Regions from separate parts of the Homo sapiens genome. Here region 1 is linked to region 2. The links are chromatin contacts, found by Hi-C or POLR2A ChIA-PET in ENCODE. All regions are on one chromosome and are shown on one strand. Each heading gives the region's core, a stretch centred on a gene start or an enhancer-like site at or near the end of the contact. The rest is flanking DNA. Distances are from core to core; before and after follow the strand shown. Region 1 holds the start of LINC00544 (long intergenic non-protein coding RNA 544). Region 2 holds the start of KATNAL1 (katanin catalytic subunit A1 like 1).

The links. Hi-C counts contacts between places; a loop is a spot of excess contacts on that map. ChIA-PET counts read pairs that join two places held with the same protein, here RNA polymerase II (POLR2A). Pooled maps may share reads with other maps.
Region 1: a loop to region 2 is called in a pooled map, with 4 times the contacts of the local background. The contact joins the promoter of LINC00544 here to the promoter of KATNAL1 in region 2. A Hi-C loop is called at or near these places in 1 of 168 maps with a recorded cell type or tissue (ascending aorta) and 10 of 50 pooled maps. POLR2A ChIA-PET finds 5 or more read pairs at or near these places in 1 of 52 experiments (activated naive CD4-positive, alpha-beta T cell).

Annotation. Positions count from the first base shown.
Region 1 is chr13:29,934,781-29,940,484 of GRCh38, reverse strand. LINC00544 (long intergenic non-protein coding RNA 544) reads right to left here and starts at 3,954. Exons shown (of 5, transcript NR_033889.1): 1 at 3,784-3,954; 2 at 3,204-3,283; 3 at 2,476-2,579. RefSeq lists enhancers at 4,521-4,640, 4,771-4,890, 5,611-5,670.
Region 2 is chr13:30,304,895-30,311,004 of GRCh38, reverse strand. KATNAL1 (katanin catalytic subunit A1 like 1) reads left to right here and starts at 3,454. Exons shown (of 11, transcript NM_032116.5): 1 at 3,454-3,674. RefSeq lists silencers at 3,450-3,679, 3,710-3,819.

The DNA of each region.
Region 1 (5,704 bases), core at 2,705-5,204, 370 kb after region 2:
CTGGCAAGTTTTTGTATTTTTAGTAGAGATGGGGTTTCACTACATTGGGAAGGCTGGTCTCAAACTCCTGACCTCAGGTGATCCGCCTACCTCGGCCTCCCAAAGTGCTGGCATTACAGGCGTGAGCCACCACGCCTAGCCAGAACAGTAACTTTTCAATGAGCTTTCCCAACTGTCTCTCTGGTGATAACCCTGTCGGGGATCCAGGGCAAGTCCTGCCACCCCCATCGTATAGTGGGGGATGAGCTTGGGGTTCCAGAGTGAGGTAGAGGCTGAGCTAGAGGTGAGCCTGTGCACATCTTACTGTCAGCACCACCTTCACCCAGCGCCATCACCAAAGATCACATCAGTAGGATTCAGGATGGAGACCAAAAGAGCCAAGAGAAGGCAGTGAAGACATTGCATAATGCTTATTAGTGAAGGTAACCACTCTTTCAAGGCTATCTGTGTCCTAGTCAAGGCACTGGTGACACACCGAATAACACAGTGGATGCAGCCTGACGTATCCCACTGTGAGTGACACTATGAATGAAGGCTACGCTGAGAAATCTGAAAGGTGCAGTAAAGGAAAAGGGAGAAACTGGCAAGACAAAGGGGAATTCAATCAAGACGTGTAAGTGGCTCTTCAAATTTCATACACCTGACTGACCTAATGGTTAAAAACTCAACGGCTGTGCTTATTCATTTATTCACTGATATTTTAAAACAAAAGTATCTTGAGCACCAGCTGCATGGCAGGTACTGTAGCTGGAGGCAAGAGATCCAGGGAGCATGGACATGGGCCCTGGCTGGAGCATCTTGGAAGGACAGTGGAGGCAACGACCATGTGGGTTGGGACTAAGGTCTTGCCTGGTGACATCTGAGCTCTCCTCAGCCTCCAAGTCCTCTCTCAAAGCCACAGCTTCATCCTTCTGCCCTTACACCTCGCTGATTTGCCTGATACCCTCTCTAAACTCCCCTTGCACTATGCCCTGTGTCACATGCTCCTCTGTGATTTAGTTTTTAATGACTTTCCCTATTCTAGAGCATCCTTCAACACATCCAAAGGGCAGAAACAATGCCTTTTCCCGCACACGAGGCCTCCTCCATGGTGGGGAGTTTGTGCATATTTTCATTTTTTGCCAACTCATCGTCACAGATCAATCTCCCTCTTATTCATGTGTCCCTTACAATTTTAGTAGATCCTCACATCCCTAAGCTTGGATCCTTTCCTTTCAGAGGCTTTGCATACCGCATTTCCCTAACAACTCTATAACCACGGGGTGCTTCTAGGAGTTTTGGTCTTCCCTTTTTGAGGCTTGGCCAAGATCATAAACCAGACCTAAGGGTGCCCACCTCTGTCAGGTGAAGAGGACACAGCAAAGCCACCTAAAATTGTCTCCTCCACTGGTTTTTCACATTATCTGAACCTCCACTATCATATTTACTCTTGTCACAGTCACTGTGTGAGAAAAATAATTTTTTTAAGAGTGGAAATGAGAAGATGAAAAGGGAAAAGGAAAGCATCACAATGCCACCCTTTGAGCCAAGAACTTTATTTAATTTTTTCCATGTCATATGGAATTGTACGTAGTTTCAGGTTTTCTTTTAAAAGCCTTTTGGCTCTTGAGTCAGGCTAGAATCCTAGATATGAATCCCACCTCTGCTCATTACTAGCTGGGTGATTTGGGGCAAGGGGCTGAACCTCTCTGTGCCTCAGTTTTCTCATCTGTAAAATGTGATTAACAGCAGCACCTACCTCATAAGGTTGTTGTAGGATTAAATGAGTTAATACAGTAAAGTGCCTGGCACATAGTGAGCACTCAGAAAAATGCTGGCTGTTATGAGGAAAGCAGGATATCTGGGCAGGATTGACAAAGGAGTGTGGCCGCACAACCACACAGATTTCTGTCAATTGTCTACGTAATAACTGTTGCTTCCAAGCAGCTCTCTGGCCAAGCCTTCCCCTGGGGACCCGGGCACTAAGGACACGAGGAAGCCCAGTGGAAAGGCCAGGCCAAGGGAGCGCTGAGGTCTGGGCCTGGCTGAGCATCTCCATGAGGGGCCCTCCGACAGCAGGTGGGAGGGCGAGATCAGGGCAAAGGGGGCCTGTGAGGAAGAGGGGATCATTACAGAGAGAACCAAGAGGAGTACAGGGTCAGCTCAGCCCACTTAGCACCTTTGCACCTGCCGGCCCTGATGACCGGCCATGATCGTTCCATTTTGGGGCTTTTGAAGAGGTGGGGAGGTCCTGGGCCCAGCCAGGACGAGACTGGGGAGTGTTCTGCGGCTGAGTTTGGCTGTGTAATTAAAGCCCTGGTGTCTAGTGCCGAGAAGAAAAGAGAAAACAGCATTGGAACCCAACTGGCAGATGTGCTTGTTGTGCTGAGAGAAATTCACAGAACCTTGTGGTGCCATCTGGCTGAGAGCTGACTGTTTGCATGATGCAGTTCTCACTTAAGGAGGTGAAGCATCAAACTCCCTGGCCCCACCCACCTGCCTCTGCATCTGGGCAGCTGAAGGTAAGGGCACTCAGCAGCCCCGATGTAATGCCACATCCCAGTGTGCTCAGGAGGAAGCCACCAATCTTTGTTCTCTGCCTAAGGAAAGAAAAACAGCTAAAACAAAGCATTCTAGGACTGACCTTTGGTACAATGTTGGAAATATGAAAGAAATATAAATGTAACATTTTAAATTTCTGAAACGAGGAATAATTATCAATTTCATATACACAAAGTAAGCCCAGTAGGCAGGCCTACTAGAGCAGTGGTCTCCAAATTTTTTGGCATTAGGGACGGGTTTCATGGAAGACAATTTTTCCACAGATGGGGTCCGGGGGATGATTTTGGAATGAAACTGTTTTGCCTCATCCTCAGGCATTAGATTCTCATAAGAAGCACCCAACCTAGAGCCCTCACTTGCGCAATTCACAATAGAGTTCACGCTTCTATGAGACTCTTATGCTACCGGCTGATCCGACAGGAGGCAGAGCTCACGTGGTAACGCTCACTTGCCCACCGCTCACCCCCGGTTGTGTGGCCCGGTTCCTAACAGGCCACAGACTGGGACTGGGACCTGCCCGAGGCTGTGGGGTTGGGGATCCCTGTGCTAGAGGCTCTCAGAAGCATTCTCCATCTCCAGATAATATTCTGTCCCTCCACATGTGAAGGAGACACAGAGCTTTCCTGATGGAGCCTGGCAGGTCTGTCTGTCTTTATACACACCCATTGTATAGAGAAGTATTCTGGATCCAGGGTATATCATGATCATTGTCAATTTTCAGAACATCTCCTGGGCTGGTGAACTGTGGTTAGATAATAAAGAGTTGCTGGTGAAATGCCTCAGGGTGTGGTTAGAAAAAAGAAAGAAAAACAAGTGGTAATATAGGGTGCGGGGGGAGGTATGGGGAGGCTGGGTAACTGTGATTTTTAACTCAAGAAGGAAAAAGGGAGAGGAGAAAAAATGAAGACTCTATAGCTCATCTAGAGTGAGCCAAATTGGATCCCAAACACTAACACTTAATGCACTAAAAACTGTATAATTCAAACATCTCTCAACACAGAAGATGGGTACCACGTGTGTAACAAAACATAATTGAGCTGAGGTGAATCCCTGTCCTTAAAAGAGGTTTATAAGCTAATAGTGGTGATGAAGGTGAGGAAGACTCTTAGTTCCACTCAGAAAGTGAGAGGATCTGAATACTCCAGAAAAGGAAAAAGATAAGAGGAGAGATGAAATGAGATTGGCAAATTGTTGATGATTGTTGAAACTGAGCAATGAGTATTGAAAGGCAGGGATCATTACCTGACTCTTCTATCCAGGAGGCCGTTAGTGGACCAGGAAGTCAGGACAAGATCTGAGGTGAAGAGCTGGTGAGGAGTGAGACAGCTGCCAAGGTCCACCTTGTTCCCCTAAGGAGCTGAGCTCTTTCTCTTCCTTCCTTTTAGACAGGTTCATTAAAGCTGGCCCACTCCACATGACCTAGAAGGACTGGGTCAACCCTGAAAGGTTTGCTCCATAGCCCAGAATGACAACCTCTGACATCACAAATGCAGGATTGGAGAAGGCATAGTTGGCATGCAAGCCGTATTGATTTTTTTACAAATCAGAGCTTCATGCTTGCTGCTGAGAACATTTCACCGGGCCACGAAGCTGCTGCAGGAAGTTTTCAAGTCCTCTCCTCTACACCGTGACCTTAACTTAGAGAGCACTCTCAGCCCCTCCTCCCATCCCCCCGCACCTGCCCAGGTGGGCCCCACTGCTCTCCACACCCACACCCACCTGGTCGTTGCTCTCTACCGAGGAGGCTCTCCCTGCTTTGCTGTGCTTTTGTCAACTTTCCTGCAGCTTCCCTGTTCTGGGAGGCTGAGCTAGAGTGGAAACGACCAGCTTCCCCAAACAGGCAGCTCCGAGAAGGCGTCTGCTCCGCGTCTGCTCCCACTGAGCCAAGGTCCAGCCCAAACGCTCAAATTAGAGCTTGTTAGCCAATTGCTGAAAAACTGCAGGGGGACTCATTTGTAAGCAAACTAATGAGACATCCCAGGATAGAAAGCCTGGTTTTATTTTTAGCATTTCAGAGCTGACACCCCAAACACCTCTATAACCACCTGCCAGTCTGAAGAGGGAACAAGCAGAGCTCAGGATGTGGTGCCGTGCGAGGGCGGTAAGTGGAAGGAAGCAGCGCATGGGGAGGGTGCCTTGGAGACCAGAGGAGCACAGCAAGGGGAGGATGCTCAGCTCTCACACCTGCTCTGTCTTGGTCATAATGAAAAAACAGCTCTGACACAGGGAGTGTGTCAGAACACCACAGTACCCTCTGGGACTGTGTGGGAAAACAAAAAACAAAAACCAAAACAAGGGAGACTCCTTCCCTCTTAACCTCAAATGGTCCCTCTTAACTCCAGACCCTTGAGCGTCTTGCTCCGCCACTGCATGGGGCAGGTGCAATGTACTCTGTGATCTGTGATCTCCTTGCTATATTCCTGGCAGGGGCTCTGCTACTGTGGGCTTTCACAGCATGACTCCAGCCTTGCTGCACTCAGGCCTCACTGTCACCAAGTGGGCTGGGGCTGCCCACCAGGGGGGCATGCAGGGCCTTTCCCTCTCCCCATGCCCTGGTCTCAGGTACACTGCTGCTGCATGCCAGCTCTTTTCTGCTGCATCCTATGCAGCCACTGGGCCACTTGCTCCTCCCAGGCAAATGCTGAAGAGACACTCTGCTCTTCAGCAGATTGGTGCACACCTATATTTAGCCACATTGTGGAATATAGTGACAATGATACTTTGTACTCAGGAGACACCTTTTATCAGAGGAGTGTGATGCACTCTGCAAACATCATCAGCACGGCACCCTTGGGGAGGAAAGACTGTGCCAAGTCTTCCAATCCCCAGGCTTACAGCTAGAGAGATTGAAGCCAGGGAGGCGGGGTGTCACCAGAATCTCCTAATGAGTCAGGAGGCCTGAACGGAGTGATGAGGTGCTCCTGGAAGGTTTTCATCACACCTGCCTCTTTCTGAGCCTGCAGAGCCTATAGTTCCCCCTAGAGCTGGTCCTCTCTCCCTCCCTGGCACAAAAGTGTTCCTTTGCTCACACAGCTGTCCCTGTGCCTGGACACACTTGTAACTTGACTTTAAAAGCCATCTGCCAGCTCACTAGAAACACAGACATGCTGTCTGTGCTGGGGCTTACATTTGCATCACCGCGGTACCTCGATGCTCAGGACAG
Region 2 (6,110 bases), core at 2,205-4,704:
GAAAGGTTTCATGTGAAGGTTTGTTTTCAGAATACGTAGACCTTAGATAGGGTAAGGCGCTGGTATCTTAGACGAAGAGAACAGAAGTAACAGAACAAGTTAAGGAAGAGTGGGCCTGCTTGTGCAGTGCTGGAACTTGTGGATCAGAACTAGCAAGAGAAATTGGAGCATCACCCACGGCCAAGGCGGAAGCTTGCAAATGGAAAAGGTGTAGTGACTGAACCTTGGCAACTATCCTCACATTTAAGAAGCAGGTAAAAGAGCTGGTGAATAACATAATGAAGTCTGGTTGGAAAGCTCTGAAGAGATCCAAGGTCAAGGACCCACCAAGGAGGGTAGTCAGCAAAGTCAAATGCCAGAGAGGCCAAGAACTCTAAGAACTGAGGAAAGACCTCAACTGTAAACCAGATGCGCTGTAAATGAGGGTGGTGGCTCTTGACCACACTGCCTGTGTGGATTAATGTGCTACTACTTTCAGCTCCATCTTTTGGATTTGTATAGGGTGTTTAACTATCACTTGAACAGGTCCAAAGTATCTGGTGAAAACAATAAACTATGGTTTACTATCGGTCCTTATTCGTTCCTACCTGTCCATAGCCATGCGAGGCATTTTAAGGCTGTGCTTCAGTGGCTTGTGGTCTTCCCTCCCGCGACTGCCCACCTCCAACTCACTTTTGTGACAGCTTTTGTTTGTGCTGCTGTCATCCATTCTCAAGTGGCCTGTCCTGCTGAGCTGATTTTCTGGGATCCTGGCTTCACAAAACAAGGAGCGTTATGCATTGGGACCTTGTCTTTGGAGACTTCGTCATGGCTGTAGGCTGCACTACAACCTTGGCCAGCTGCCTTGCAAAGAAAGACAAGTGATCGGTCACAAGGGAAACCAGATCAGGGAGAGATGGATCCGGTGAACCTATCATCCCTACTACAAACATGTGTTCAGCTGGTAGCAGATCAGTAACATCTTCTCCAGGAGTAAAGGAGAATTTATTTACATGCTCATTACATATGCAGAGTTGTGACCAAATTGCTGCAGGTGACAGGTCCAAGTTCCTATAAGGATGTCCTATGGCTTCATACCAGACTTTGTTCCGGACTTCATCTCTTAAGTGCTGTCATTTCTTCTGTACAAGCTATGGTTACTTTGGTTTCTTTTCTTCCTCTTAGACAGCAGATTCCAGCTATTATCACATAGCTTCCTCATTTATACTAGAGTAAACCATTATTATGGATGTAAGAAAATGGGTTTCATAAGTGAACCCACTGTGAAGGTAGCCAGGACAGGTGTATTAGTCCGTTTTCATGCTGCTAATAAAGACATAACCAAGACAGGGTAATTTATAAAGGAAAGAGTTTTAATGGACTCAGTTCCACATGGCTGGGGAGGCCTCACAATCATGGCGGAAGATGAAGGAAGAGCAAAGGGGCTTCTTACACAGTGGCAGGCAAAAGAGCTTGTGTAGGGGAACTCCCATTTATAAAGCCATCAGATCTCATGAGACTTATTCACTACCATAAGAACAGTACGGGTGAAACCGCGCCCATGATTCAATTATCCCCACCTGGCCCTGCCCTTGACAGGTGGGAATTATTACAATAAAGTGAGAGGTGGGTGGGGACACAGCCAAACTATATCAACAGGTCATGTACGTAAGCTGCTTAATATTTATTGAGCAGCTACACTGTGGACTGAATCAAATAGAATATGAGGATACATATGTGAAAAAATATTATTTTAATAGCTGGCTCCAGAGTTCCTCTTGGGAAGTTACTTTGTGTAGGAAAAAACTTTGGTAAACAGTTTAGGAATGGCAGGTAGCTATGAAGGCACAGATTAGGAGATGGAAATAAAAGTATTGTATAAAGAGAGGAGAGGAGGGGAGAGATGGGACCAGAAAGATGGTACAATAGTGGGAGGTTACAGGTTATGATGAAAAAATGGGGGTAGGTGGTAGGTGGATAAAAATATCATGGGAGGAACTGAAGGACTTTTAAGAGCAGGGATTTCTAATTTTAGGTTTTTTGCATCCTTAATTTAAAACCACTTATCTGCTCCAAACCTTCTAAAGAGTTGGCTATAGAAACAACCAAAGAAAAGGGGCTGATTTCGAAATTATGTGTCAGCAGGAGTAGAGAGAGGAGAGTTGTAAGAGGTGATATGTGGAGAGGTCTAAGTGTTCAGGAAAAGCAAGAACTGAGAGCCAGAAGTGACGGTGCAATCCTTGAGAGGACATTGGCCGTGGGGAACACCACAAGGTGGATAAGGGACTCAGTCAAGTTCAAGAAAATCTCTGTGGTAGGATGACTCAGCTGGATTACAGGAGCCATTTTTGTTATTTTCAACCATAATTTTTCAGGAGATATTCATTACTAGAAAATGACAAGGTCACGAATTCACTCCCCTTCCTCTTTTTTTCTATTAAATTTCTGGGCCTCAGTTTTCCCATCTATAAAATCTAGAGATTGGGCCTAGAATATCTCTGTAGTTTCCATTAGAGTCTATAGCTCTAATAATAATAACAACACATTTTTATGTTCTCTTTTGAGGTAAATTTACATGCAGTGAAATGTACAAATCTTAAATGTCCCATTCCAAGAGTTTTGACAAGTGCATATACTTCTGTAACCGAAACTCTTAGCTATAGAATTTTTTCATCACTACAAAAAATTCTCTCAAACTCCTCCCCGACAGCCAACCACTATTCTGACTTTTATCACTATTGATTAAATAATTAATATTTAATAGCTATTGTTAAATGCTAAGCTTTGTTTTATAGAGCTTCATCAGTATTAATGCGTGTATTTCTTACAAGAGTTGCAAGATGGATATCTCCATTTTTGCAGATCAAAACGTTAAGAGGTGAGAAAGGCGCCTCTGGTCATCAGCTACCAAGCACAGGGGCAGGACGTGAACTAAGAATTCGTTTTAGAAGCCCACGCTCTTAACCTGTTTATCCTAGAGTCCACAAACGATTGCCAAGAAACAGCATAAATCCAAATTCAGTCGAAAGCAATGCCATTTGCAAATTCTAAAACCTCCTGAATAATCCTAAAGGCCATATGCATTCCATCTTATCGAAGGATTCCCTTCTATCCCCCTCCCCAGAGAATGGAGAAAGGGGGTGCGAAAGACTTCAATTCGGTTTGACTGGAGAAAAACACAGAGGTGGCGTAGGATCCACACATCCCTTGGGGGCAGACCCAGCGGCGGACGCCTGGACAGGCGGCGGGAAAGGCGCTGCGACGCCCCGGGTGCCCCCTCCTTCGACGCCACTGGCATCACCTCCGAAAGCAGCAGGCACGAAGGTGCCCTGCCACGGGGGCTGGACGCAGTGGAGGCAGGCTCATCAAGCACGACCAGAGCTCAGTCGGCCACACGTCCTCCTCAATGTCACTGTCTCCCTGCTCTCCCACCCCGCGCCGCTGCACCTCCCTCCCCCCGGCAACCTGGGCGGGAGTCCCAAGCTCCGCCCCAGAGCGGACTCACAGCCCCCGCGCTCCCTCCCGCGCTGCGCCCACCGCGCGGCCGCGGCTGCCATGGCAACACTACGCCGCCGCCGCCTTTTCACGCACGTCGCGAGCTAACGGACTCGGCGGCGGCGGCGGCGGCGGCCTGCGCCCCACCCGCACCCCATCTGGACCGCATCGCTGAATGTGCCCGGACCTGCGCCTTCTGGGTAATGAATCCGAGAGAAAGGGGCGAGGGCGAGACAGCAGGTGGTGGAGGGCTCTAGCCAACAGCCCCTCTCGGCCTCCCACTGCCGGAGACGCCAGGGCAGTGGGCTGCGGGGTTCCTCGGGCGCTGGCTCCCGTGCGGGGACGGGGAGGGGCGCGGGAGCGCCAGGCTCGCGGTGCATCATGGGAATTGTAGTTCAGCGACTCCTCGGGCTCGCGGTCTTGGTGGGGTAGCTCGGACTGGCGAACTACAAAGCCCGGCGGCCCCGACCGCCGGGAAAGACCGATAAACTTTGAGCGGACCGGGACAGAAAAAAAAATCTCTCTTTGTCTTGAGGGGGCTGTTGAGTGGTCGCGGACCTGGGCTCTGTGCGTTGGGAAAGGGAAGTGGAGGTGAGCCTCGGGCTTCCCGCCCTGTAGCTGGGCCCGCCCCAGTTGCAGCGCTCAGCCCCACCCCGGCTGGGCCACCGCCCTGCACAGTCTCAGGGATGAGCAGCCGCCCAAGCTGCAGGGCCTCGGGTCTTCGGCGCCTCTGACCCTCGCAGGTTGCTGCCTTTCGGTGCAGAACCGTATGTATGTCACACATTGGATGTGAGACCTGAGAAACCGTGTTTTAACAGGTTTTTCTCCTTTCCTGGATACGTTTATTTCTGGGTTAGTCATGTTTGTTTTAAAGTAGCTCAGAGGTGTTTGCATATTAAACCCATCAATTGGTAATTACTCAAAGGGCAGTAATGTTTAAAGGTTAAGTGTGGAAATAGATAAAAAGATGTCATTGCGATTATATGGTGGTATCTGGCATTTTTAACTTTTTGCATTTTTGAATTTTATTTCTTGAGGTTCAAGGTTGTGAAATGAGTGCTCCACCCCACCCCCCCCTTGCCAGCCTGAACACTGCCTACACATATTTTGATTAGTTCAGCTTTAAATTACTAGTAACTTTTAAAAACAGACTTTTTTAGCAGTAGGCAGCAATAATTCTTTGATTATTCCAGTGTTATTCAGAATTTCTCAGCATGTTTTCGGAAGGAAAAATACCATGTTTTAATTATTTAGTTAATTCTTTATATATTTTTTATGTTCAGGAGTACACTTGAGTCCTTAGAGTTGACTCAAAGACTTGCTGGTAAAGGAAGCTGACACAGATTTACGAAACCTTCCTTGACGACCCTTTAAAATTTTTTAATAGGTAGATAACCATCCTAGAAATTTGCTGCTTTATGGAGTAAGTTGGAGAATTGTTGATATTATTGTGAGTTTGTGTGTGTGTGTGTTTAAAAACAAAAAGACCACAAATCCTATAAAACTTTCTCTTAATTAAAATGAAGTTGACCTGTGTAAATTTTACTTGAGGTTGCAATTTTGTACAAGGAGGAGATGGAAAGTAGGTTTAGTAAGACAGGTAGAAAACAAAATTGAGGCCTTATGTGATACAACATAAGGTTTGAAGTATTTTATTTATTCATTCAAAATGTGTTAGGAACCTATGTGCCAGGCATTATGCCAGGTGGTGAGAATAAAGAGATGAAAAAAGATAGTCTGTATCCTGCATGGGCAGTCTTGTCATCACAGTAGTGTGGTAGAGATAAGTGCAAGTTGCTCTAGGAGCCCAGAGGAAATAATCACATAACAGTAACATTTATTGAATATGTCAGGTGCTGTGAGGAGTATTTTGCATGCAACTCCTTACTTAATCCTCAAAACAGTTGGTGAAGTAGTTACTGATTTTTAGAGATGAGGAAACAGGCTTTAGAGGCCTTGCTCAAAATCATAGCTGGTAACGTGTGAACCTGGGATTTCAGCCCAGGTGGGTCTGGTCCTGATCTCAAGCACTGACCATTCTCTGTCATTTAGTAGAAAGATCCTGACTCTGTCTAAGGAAGTCAGGGGAGGCCTTCAGTGTGATTTGACTTTTAACTTGTGTTAAAATAGTTGAATAAGCTTTCACTGGAGTGATGATGAGGAAAGTCATTCTAGGACAAATGGATGGCACAAAATAAGCAAAGGATAGATTGAAGAATCAGTATTTTGTATTTGGGAAACGCTAGGTAGTTCTGAATGACTGGATCCCAGAATACTTGCAATTAGTGGGTGAGGCCAGATCTTAAAGTACTTGGCACCATATTCAGAGTTTAGAATTTTTCTTGATATAGGGCAGTCATTGAAGAATTTTAGCTAGAGTGGTGGTGGCGTCAGATTTGTATTTTAGAAAGATAACTCCAGCCCCAGTGTAGAGAATGGACCTGGGAGGGGAAACATTACAGGTAGTAGAAAAGCCAGTTGTATAATAGAAAAAAACAAAGTCCAGTAGAGAAGTGAAGAGAGTCTGAATTAAGCATTTGGAGTTACAGAAAGACATGGATTCAAGGAATATTTAAGAGATAAAATTGATATGACTTGATAAGAGTTTGGATGTTGGGAGTTAGATTTGGAACTCT